Linked DNA regions of Homo sapiens: region 1 is linked to region 2. The links are chromatin contacts, found by Hi-C or POLR2A ChIA-PET in ENCODE. All regions are on one chromosome and are shown on one strand. The core of a region is the stretch at or near the end of the contact, and the rest is flanking DNA. Distances in the headings are between cores, read along the strand shown. Region 1 has its middle 47 kb from the start of ETV4. Region 2 holds the start of SOST (sclerostin).

The links. A loop is a pair of places that touch in the nucleus more often than their neighbours do. ChIA-PET counts read pairs that join two places held with the same protein, here RNA polymerase II (POLR2A). Pooled maps may share reads with other maps.
Region 1: a loop to region 2 is called in a map of upper lobe of right lung, with 3 times the contacts of the local background. The contact joins the enhancer-like site here to the promoter of SOST in region 2. A Hi-C loop is called at or near these places in 9 of 168 maps with a recorded cell type or tissue (CD14-positive monocyte, DLD1, GM12878 and 6 more) and 3 of 50 pooled maps. POLR2A ChIA-PET finds 5 or more read pairs at or near these places in 4 of 52 experiments (GM12878, H1, HepG2 and 1 more).

What each region holds. Positions count from the first base shown.
Region 1 is chr17:43,590,786-43,596,287 of GRCh38, forward strand. No RefSeq gene overlaps it. Among named protein-coding and RNA genes, the nearest start is that of ETV4, 47 kb to the left of the region's middle. RefSeq lists an enhancer at 1,398-1,897. Within about 2 kb of position 1,531, at least 21 of the 41 ENCODE cell types and tissues checked have a DNase peak (open chromatin) inside an H3K27ac peak, as active enhancers do; they include upper lobe of right lung, where a contact is called at or near this core.
Region 2 is chr17:43,756,898-43,762,263 of GRCh38, forward strand. SOST (sclerostin) reads right to left here and starts at 1,894. Exons shown (of 2, transcript NM_025237.3): 1 at 1,625-1,894. The coding sequence starts at 1,844. RefSeq lists a silencer at 3,544-3,838.

The DNA.
Region 1 (5,502 bases), core at 281-2,780, 170 kb before region 2:
TGGTGGCTCACGCCTGTAATCCCAGCACTTTGGGAGGCCGAGGCGGGTGGATCACTTGAGGTCAGGAGTTCAACACCAGCCTGGCCAACAGGATGAAACCCCGTCTCTACTAAAAATACAAACAATTAGCTGGGCATGGTAGCGCACGCCTGTAATCCCAGCTACTCGGGAGGCTGAGACAGGAGAATTGCTGGAACCCAGGAGGTAGAGGTTGCAGTGAGCGGAGAACACACTACTGCACTCCAGCCTGGGAGACAGAGCGAGACTCCATCTCAAAAAAAAAAAAGAAGAAGAAATATGATGGAAGAAAGGGGGTATGATCTAATAGTAATCAACTTGGGGGAGCTTAGCAAGGCCTGTTTCTTCAGATTCTTCTCTGCTTCTTCATTCCTTTCCTCTGGATATAGGGAGGACCCCTCTGGAATGAGGGTCTTATGACCTACTTTAGAAGAAAGACAGAAAATTCTTTCATGATCTGCTTCAGGGGAGAATAGTAGCAGCAAGTCAGAGAGATCTTCCTCCTTCTGCTGCTTTTGCCGAGGTGCTGTATTTTGGGGTAGCATGTCCTGAACTCCATCACCATCTTGTTTGCCCCTTTAGGATCTGCCAGCAAGATTTTGAGCAAAATCCTAATCTCTGGCCTCATTTTAGAGCTTGTAGCATCAGGTTTGGAGGCTAGGGGTTCCTGGTGCCCCAGCACCAGAGAGGAGGGTGAGAAGGCCACCTTGGGAGAGCTGGGCCATTTCAGGGGAGGAAATTAAAACTAAATTGCATTAATTGGTTTTCATATTGAACCCTGCTTCTTAAGTGTGCTAAATGTCTGGTTAAACAAATAGCTAAAAAGATAGAATCACTTTGCTATCATTTTTTGTGGTAAGGGAAAAGACAAAAAAACAAAGATGTTGATTTAAGATATAGCCTAGGGCTGGGGGGCTGGGGGAAACCTGGTGAAGGCTCCTGTTGTTTGGGGTCGGAGGTCGCAGGAGCAGCGGCTGCCTGGGGATCAGGCTCAAGGTTCTGGAATGATGGAAAAACCTGGCCTGACGCTTTTCCTCAGCGGACCCTTCACTGGCTAACAGGAGCCAGCTGAGCGAACACAGAGGCGCTGTAACCGGCGCAGATCCCAGCTTCCTCTGAAATTTCCAGGCCTCTTTTTTCCTGTCGGATTCCAGACAGATGAAATTTTCCTGGCCCCGGCCCATTCCTGGCAGCATCTCCCCTCTGAATCATCATAAATCAGGGCTTGGCGGGGAGCGGTGGGATTTTCCTGATTTTCCTGATCGACACGCTGCTGCCCTGGTAAAATGGGGCTCCGTTTCCAAGGCTAAAAATAGCTCTGGGGTGCTTGCCTGAGTTCTCCCCATCGCAAGTTGCTGCTTCGTATTGTAAATATTCATATCTGTCTATGATTATTATTTCATCGAGAAGGGCTGTGGACGTGCAGATGCGGGCCGCTGGGGGCCTCGGTGGTCTGAAGTGACACCATTGTTCACAGGATCATATGCGGGGGCCTGTGCATTCCTCAAAGCCTCCATCATCCAAGGAGCCCCCAATTAATTTCAATACAAACACCGGATATGGCCTCCCCCGCGCCTTTGCAGCCATAACACATGAGGTCATGCTGCTTTGGTTAACCCGAGGAGTTGCAGAGTGAGATGGGGAGGCTTCTAGGCCCCAGGGGAGGCCTGGGGTATCTGCCCTGCCTGGTTTAGGCGAGGCTGTTTACTGCAATGGGGTCTACGGCACACCCACACTCTCTCGCCTTCCTTCACTCAGAAACTGAAATCTCTGATTCCCGATGTCTCTTCCCAGCCACTCTCCCCATCTCTAGCCACTTGGCTGCCAACCCACCACCCACCCCTGTGGTTCTTTGCAAACTCCTTACCCTCCGTGCTCTTGCATACACAGCTTCATTCACCTGGGGCATCTTTTTACCTCTTCATCAGGCTCCTTCTGGAAGATTCACCTCAGGAGTTTCTTCCTTCAGGAAGCATTTCCTGATCACTCCATTCAGGGTTAAGTACTGTTTTCTTGGCTGGGAGCAGTGGCTCATGCCTGTAGTCTTGGTACTTTGGAAGACGGAGGCAGGCGGATCACTTGAGCTCAGGAGTTCGAGACCAGTCTGGCCAACATGGTGAAACCACATCTTTACTAAAAATACAAAAATTAGCTGGGCACAGTGGTGCATGCCTGTAATCCCAGCTACTCGGGAGGCCGAGGCAGGAGAATCGCTTGAACACAGAAGGTGGAGGTTGCAGTGAGCCGAGATTGCGCCAATGCATTCCAGCCTGGGTGACAGAGTGAGACTCCATCTCAACAACAACAACAAAATTAAATTTAAAAAAAAAGTACTTGCTGGGCGTGGTGGCTCGCGCCTGTAATCCCAGCGCTTGGGGAGGCCGAGGCTGGTGGATCACCTAAGGTCAGGAGTTCAAGACCAGCCTGGCCAACATGGTGAAATCCCATCTCTACTAAAAATACAAAAAAGTAGCTGGGCATGGTGGCAGGCGCCTGTGATCCCAGCTACTCAGGAGGCTGAGTCAGGAGAACTGCTTGAACCCGGGAGGCAGAGGTTGCAGTATGCCGAGATCATGCCATTGCACTCCAGCCTGGGCAACAAGAGCAAAATTCCATCTCAAAAAAAAAAAACTACCACTTTCAGCCGGGCAGGGTGGCTCACGCCTATAATCCCAGCACTTTGGGAGGCCGAGGTAGGTGGATCACAAGGTCAGGAGATCGAGACCATCCTGGCTAACACAATGAAACCCCATCTCTACTAAAAATACAAAAAAATTAGCCAGGCGTGGTGGTGGGTGCCTGTAGTCCTAGCTACTCAGGAGGCTGAGGCAGGAGAATGGCGTGAACCTGGGAGGCGGAGCTTGCAGTGAGCCGAGATCACTGCAACTGCACTCCAGCCTGGGCAACAGAGGGAGACTCTGTCTCAAAAAAAAAATTCCACTTTCTCTTCTGTGTTCCTACAGCTTATTGATTCTCAAACATTAGCCCTCATCAGAATCGCATGGAGGGTTTGCTAAAACACCGATTGCTGGGCCCCTCCCAGTTTCAGAATCAATAGGTCTGAAGTAGGGCTTGCACATTTGCATTTCTAACAAGATCTCAGGAGACACTGATGCTGCTACAGCCCCCTGTGATCACTTCCTCCATTGGTGGAACTTACCCTGCTGTGCTGCAATTACCCGCCTTTTTCTTTTCTTTTCTTTTTTTTTTTTTTGTTTGAGACAGGGTCTCACTCTGTCACCCAGGCTGGAGTGCAGTGGCGCCATCTTGGCTCACTGCAACCTCTGCCCCTGGGTTTAAACAATTCTCCTGCCTCAGCCTCCCGAGTAGTTGGGATTACAGGTGCCTGTCACCACACCCGGTTAATTTTTGTATTTTTAGTAGAGACGGGGTTTCACCATGTTGGCCAGGCTGGTCTCAAACTCCTGACCTCAAGTGATCCACCCGCCTCGACCTCCCAAACTGCTGGGATTACAGGCGTGAGCCACCTGTCCGGCCACCTGCTTATTTTTTGTTCCCTCCCACTGGGAGGGCTGGGACTGTCTTTTCCATTTCTCTATCCTACTGCTTGGCAAACAGTGAAGCTGATCACTGGAGGTTTGTTGACTGAATGAATTGTGGATTTGGAACCAACCTGCTAGTTGTAGAGCTCAGTTGAGGGGAGGAGGTCTGCTGGTGAGAGGGCTGGTTCTCAGGGCTTTTGGGGTCATGAGTATGTTACCTGAAAGGGGGCCCAATCCAGATCCCAAGAGAGGATTCTTGGACCTTGCAGAAGAAAGAATTCGGGGCGAGTTTATAGAGTAAAGTGAAAGCAAGTTTATTAAGAAAGTAAACGGGCTGGGCGTGGTGGCTCACTCCTGTAATTCCAGCACTTTGGGAGGCCGAGGAGGCGGATCACCTTAGGTCAGGAGTTCGAGACCAGCCTGATCAATATGGAGAGACCCCATCTCTACTAAAAATACAAAATTAGCCGGGCGTGGTGACTCACGCCTGTAATCCCAGCTACTCAGGAGACTGAGGCAGGAGAATCGCTGGAACCCAGGAGGTGGAGGTGGCAGTGAGCCAAGATCGCGCCATTGCACTCCAACCTGAGCAACAAAAGCAAAACTCCGTCTCAAAAAAAAAAAAAAGAAACTAAATGAATAAAGAATGGATACTGCATAGGCAGAGCGGCGGCATGAGTTGCTTGACTGAGTATGCTTATTGTTCCGGTTTTTTTTTTTTTTTTTTGAGACGGAGTCTCGCTCTGTTGTCCAAGCTGGAGTGCAGTGGTGCAATTCAGCTCACTGCAACCTCCGCCTCCTGGTTTCTAGCAATTCTCCTGCCTCAGCCTCCCAAGTAGTTGGGATTACAGCTGTGCGCCACAACATCAGGCTAATTTTTTATATTTTTAGTAGAGACAGGTTTTCATCATGTTGGCCAGGCTGGTCTTGAACTCCTGACCTCAAGTGATCCTCCTGCCTCAGCCTCCCAAAGTGCTGGGATTACAGGCATGAGCCACCACACCCGGCTATAGTTATTTCTTTATTATATGCTAAAAAGGGATGGATTACTCATGAGTTTCCTGGGAAAAGGGCAGAGATTTCCCAGAACTGAAAGTCCCTACCCTTCTTAGACTATATAGGGTAACTTCCGGAAGGTGCCATGGTATTTGTAAACTGTCATGGTGATGGTAGGAGTGTCTTTTAGCATGCTAATGTATTATAATTAACATATAATGAACAGTGAGGACGACCAGAGATCACTTTCGTGGCCATCTTGGTTTGGGTGGGTTTTGGCCATCTTCTTTACTGCATTCTCTTTTATCAGCAAGGTCTTTGGGACCTGTATCTTGTGCTGATCTTCTGTCTCATCCTGTGACTAAGAATGCCTAACCTCCTGGGAATGCAACCCAGCAGGTCTCAGCCTCATTTTGCCCAGCTGCTACTCAAGATGGCGTTGCTCTGGTTCAAACACCTTTGACAAGTGGGGATCACCCCAACCCCCCCAGGTGAATGAGCACAATTCCCTCTCCCCACGCAAGTCTCCCATAAAGTCCAAAACAAGAGGGTCACTGATTCACAAGTACACAAATACACAAGTCATGAAATTCCATCCTTGTAAAGGATGCCAATCAGAGATGCCAGAAGGAGAAATGGGGAATCAGGATTTTAACTTGATTTTCTTCCTCTGAAACCTGGAAATGCCAAGTGATGAAAGGATACCAGAACCCCGGCCTTTCCTTTGAATTAGGTCTGGACCCCAGCCCCCTTTCCTGCCATCTTATGCTCTGGCCACACAGTAGGGCAAGATCTCAATCCCTGCCCAAACTACAAACTCCTTGAGGACACATCCTAAGTCTTAATAATCTTGAGAACTACTCCTTCACCTTCCACATAAGGATCTGTGTTTTCTTTCCTTTTTTTTTGAGACAGGGTTTCACTCTGTCACCCAGGCTGGAGTGCAGTGGCATGATCATGGCTCACTGCAGCCTCGACCTCTTTG
Region 2 (5,366 bases), core at 644-3,143:
ACCAGTCCACCCCCAAAGGTTTCATGGGGATAGTTCCAATGTGACAAGAAAGAATGAAAAATAGTCTTAAGACCAAACCAGAGAGGGGACAGAGAAGGCCACCCCCCACCCCCACTCTGAAGAGCAAGCACAGCAGGGGAGATGTGGCCACTGCCATCGTCTGGGGCTGCTTTCTGGTCTGTGGGCTGGTTTGCATCCTCACCTCTGCAGGGCTGGAATGTGTGTGTGGTCAGGGGGGCATTTGCCCAGGGAAGGGGGCATTTTGCGGCTTTTCGAGAATAGCGCCCCTAGGCCAGGCACTTCCTCTGCAGATCATGACTTTGTTTTGAGCATGTGGCTTCCTCAGGGGCTGTGGCCTCTCGTGGGAGTCCAGCAAGGTGGACATTTTGTGTTTGGGTTCCTTACAGCCCTTCAGGCAGTCGCTGGAGCCCAGCTGACCTTGCCTAGAAGGGGAGCTGTGGGGGGAGGCGCCCTTGTCCTCCATTTTGAAGACGGAGGGTCCTGGCTGGCCTCCCATGCAGTTGCCCTTTTTAGCACCCCATAGTCCCAACAGGTTGTGAGGCGGGGAGGGCTGGGGTCCAGGAGCCTGGGCAGTGGACTTCTCTGCCACCTGGATAATGGCCAGAGGACAGGGAAGCTCTTAGTCTGAAGTGTCATTTCAGACGCCCCCATGGCCTCAGGATTCCTGCCAATTATAGAGCCAGATGCACACTGTCACCTGGGCTTCTCTGTGCAGGCCTGACCAGGAACCCAGGGTTCCTCTTCCTTCTCCCTCCCCTGGAATGAGGCAAGGTTGGGACTGGGGTGGCTGCTGAGGACAGATGTCCCTACTCCTGCACAGAGGATGCTGCTCTCCCCTCCAGGGCCTGGACTCAGCTGCACCCATGTCAGGGGCTAAAACTGTGCCGAAAACTCCCATTCCTTCAAGTGCCAGCTCCCTGGGCAGGCCGTGGGCAATGCACACTGCAGGGGTGCCTCTCTGGCCTTCCTCCCCACTGCTTTGTGGAGATCTGTCCCCCACACCCCCCCACACACCAGGGCTATCTTGCAGTTGGATCAAACCAGGTTCACACCTCAGCTCTTCTCACTACCAAGTTACTGAGTGCCTGGAACCTGTTTCTTCCCCTTCGAGCTGGGGGTTCACCTCCTGGGGATTCCATGATGTGGGTCTGTGTGGTGGGGACAGCCACCACCAGCATAGAGTGTCCGGTGCCCCACAGGTGCTGTTCTGTGGATGGGAGGCTCCCTTACCTTGTTCCCTTCCCAGTGGTACCAGCAGCTGGACGTGGCTCCTATATTCCCAGGAGGAGATTCTTTGAAACCTTTTCTTTTCTGAGCCCCTGAGCCTGTTCTGATGCCCTGATGCCATACCCTCACCACCCCAGCGTCCTCCCTGCCCTGGGCTCTCACCAGCGTCTGTTGCCTCATGCCTCTGCACCTGAATTTGAAGGCTGCACCAGCGAGCCATTCTTCCCCCACCTCCAGGCAAGACTGTTCCTCGACCAGTGCTGGCAGAGGCCAGCAATCTTCACTGGGTCTACCCCAGTCTTCCAAGCCTCCCAAAGAGAAGTTTCTAAAACCTCCCCAGGATCTTTTACTAAGAATTCTCTCCTCCACCCCATACCTTTGGTCTCAAAGGGGTGGTGGGGAGGCCGCCCTCCGTTCTCCGCCCGGTTCATGGTCTTGTTGTTCTCCAGCTCCGGTGGAGGCTCGGGGTACTCTCCGAGCTCGGGGATGATTTCCGTGGCATCATTCTTGAACGCCTGCCACCCCTGGCCCTCCACTACACGGAAGGCTGTGTGTACCAGCAGGCAGACGAGACACAGGGCCAGTGGGAGCTGCATGGTACCAGCCAGAGGAGGGCACGCCACCTTCCAGTAGCACAGGCTCTGGTCTCCAGCCGAGACACGGTCGCCTTTTTAAAGCCCCTCTCTGCTTCATGCCAGCCAATGAGGACAGGCTGGGGCAGGGCTGGTCCCATGTTTCCCTCAGCCCCGGAGGGAGGGAAAGGGGTGTGCTCAGAGCAAACCCTCCCCAAAGACTTCTCCTCTAGCTCAGCAAACTTCCAAATTGCTGCTGGCACTCCCAGGTGACCCAGAGAGAGGGGGCGTGTGAGGCAAGGCCCAAGCCTGCTCTCCGGCACCTCCCACGTGCTGGCGGCTGTGGTTTTCAGATATCAAAATGAGCTCCGGCTTTTAATTGTCTGTCTCCCTGGGCCCTCGGGCATTCTCAAAACAAACTGTGGACCCGCTCAACAAAGAAAATGTGCAGTTCTGAGTGCTTCGCGGGGCTGAGCCCGGCCTATTCCATTTCTCAGGCCAAGTTCATTTGTCACCCCACCAACAAATGGCCCAAGGCGTTTCTGTTTGACCCCCATAGACCCAGCCAGAGGCAAAAAGATGCTTTTAAAGAAATCCCATTGGTCCCAACTCCACAAGTCTCAGCATTCATTGTCCTAACCAAGAAAGCCTCTCTTGGTATTCTCTGGAAGGCAAGAGAGAGAACTAGAGGGTCAGAGCAAGGGTGCCCGCTTGGGAGAGAGGGCAGGATTCTGGTTACAAATCGAGGATGCGCTGGTCACTCAGGCTCCTGTGGTGGACAGCACAGAGGAAATCCCAGCTCATGCTCCTCAGGGATCCTGTGCACTGTGACAGGCACTTCTGAGCCAGGGCACTCACTGTGGCTCGCAGGGTGATGTGCTGAAGACAGTCATTTCCCCAACCAGTCTGTGTGTGTGAGAAGACAACACCAAATTCCTTTCCTTAGCAAAAGCCACAGCCAGCGTTTTTAGTGCTGACATTTTATTTTCTTGTCTTCCAGCTGGTTACATTTTTCAAAAACAGTTTTGAGTCCTGTATGGAAAGCTTCATTGGTGCACACCACAGGATGTGTTCCATGAAGCCATCCCAGGACCAAGTGGTCACAAAGAAGCTAAGAGAAAATGCTGCCTTGGCCCTGCATATAATGAGCCACACAGGGCCGGGGCGGGGGGCGGGGGGGCAGGTAGAGGCGTGGGGGAGAAGGATTCACACCTGAGGTGCAAGAAGAGAAAGGAAGGCCAGAGGAATCTTTCATTGAAGACAGATTGTTTGAGGACAAGCAGCTCCTGTGAAGAGGCTGCCCAGATCCTCTGGTATTTTAACTGGGCAATGAATCAGCATGCCCCACCTGCAGAGCCTCTGCAAGTCCTTTGCCACCTGCCTCAACTTGCAAGTCGCTGTGTCCATCTGCAGCCGACTGTCCTCCTTTCCATCATCCATCATCCGACACATGAATGCAGCTGCTCTGACAGTTTTACAAGCCAGACAGAAGCCCCCTCAGGAAGGGCCCTCTCTGATACCTGCTTCCTAAGTCAGTTTCCTTCAGGGCAGATGAAAACAGCTGTGGCCATTGTTGGGGGTGATCTATCTCTCCCAGCAGAGCCGGTAGTGTTGTGAGAAGCTGGCCCTCCGCGCCACCTCCCCTTGTCTATGACCCTCCAGCCTCCTTTTCCCTTGCTCTGGAATGTGGACTGTTAACCCTCTCATGACCAGACGACTGCCTTCTTGCAATGGACTTGGGAGAGAGCAGTTCTGATGCCTGGGTTCCTTGAGCAGGTAGGATGGATGCTTATAGCCCCACCTGCTGTTGGGAGCGGCTGGACCGTCTGCATTAAACAGAGGCAGTGGGATTCATCCCTGGAACGCGTCTGCCACCTGCTGGAGACAAAAGGAGGGGTGACTGCAGGATGGCAAGTCTCAGGACTGGACGTGATTTCCTTTCCTTTCCTTTCCTTATTTGGAAGTGAAGTAATATTAAAAGGAAAAAGAAGAATCCAGTGGACTTGAACCTCTAAATGATCCACACCCCTCTGAATGGCTCAGCGAGAACCTGCTGTGACATCTTCTGCTGTTTCATTTAATGTTAAGTCATTGACAGCTGTTTATTTTTACTCAGTCCACAAACTTGTCATTGTTCACAGTACTCCCTGGAATTAAACCCCCAGGGTTTTAGCTGATTCCTATTGTGAGTAGTTTAGGTTATTTCCAATTTTTTTTCCTATTTCCAGCAGGGTTGCTATGAACATCCTTGTACGGCTGAAATTTTTTTTTTTTTCTTTTTTTGGCAGATTCTCTCTGTGGCCCAGGCTGCAGTGCAGTGGCACAATCTTGGCTCACTGCAACCTCCACCTCCTGGGTTCAAGCAATTCTCCTGCCTCAGCCTCCCGAGTAGCTGGGATTACAGGAATGCACCACCACGCCCGGCCAATTTTGTATTTTTAGTAGAGACGGGGGTTTCTCCATGTTACTCAGGCTGGTCTCGAACTTCTGACCTCGGGTGATCTGCCCAACTCGGCCTCCCAAGGTGCTGGGGATTAGAGGCATGAGCCACAATGCCCGGCCTCAGAGTAATTTTTTAAATTAAAATTTTAAAATGTGGATATAATTATAAATTTAAATATACTTATAAGAAATAAAAGCCTGGGCAACATGGTGAGGCCTAGTCTCTACAAAAAATTTAAAAATTAGCTGGGCATGGGGTCGCACGCCTGTGGTCTTAGCTACTTGGGAGGCTGAGGTGGGAGGTTCACTTGAGGTTGAGGTCGAGGCTGCAGTGAGCCATACTTGGGCCACTGCACTCCAGCCTGGATGACAGAGTGAGACCCCGTCTCAAAAAATAAAAATAAAAAAAAGAAAATGCAGACTCCGTGTATCCTTTATCCAGTTTCCCACAACAATAACACCTTGCGAAACTATAGGACAATATCACAACTAGGATATTGATATTGACACAATTTACCAATCTTACCCACATCTCCCGTGGTTTAACCTCTACTGTGTGCGTGCACACGCATTCACGTGTGTGTATACTTAGTTCTATGCAATCTTGTCACGGGTAAATTTGGGGATCCACCACAGTCAAGATAAAGCACAGCTCTGTGACCACAAGTCTTTCTCCTGTTGCCCACCTCCTTCCCTCCTTTTCCCTCCCTCCCACAACTAACCCCTGGCAACTACTCATCTAATCTCCATTTCTGTCATTTTTTTTTTTCACTTCAAAATTGTTACATAAATGCGGCCAGGTGCGGTGGCTCACTCATGTAATCCCAGCACTTTGGGAAGCCAAGGCAGGCAGATCACTTGAGGTCAGGAGTTCGAGACCAGCCTGGCCAACATGGCGAAACCCTGTCTCTACTAAAAATACAAAAATTAGCTGGGCATGGTGGCACGCACCTGTAATCCCAGCTACTTGGGAAGCTAAGGCAAGAGAATCGCTTGAACTCAGGAGGCGGAAGTTGCAGTGAGCTGAGATCGCGCCACTGTGCTCCAGCCTGGGTGACAGAGTGAGACTGTCTCAAAAAAAAAAAAAAAGGTTATATAAATGGA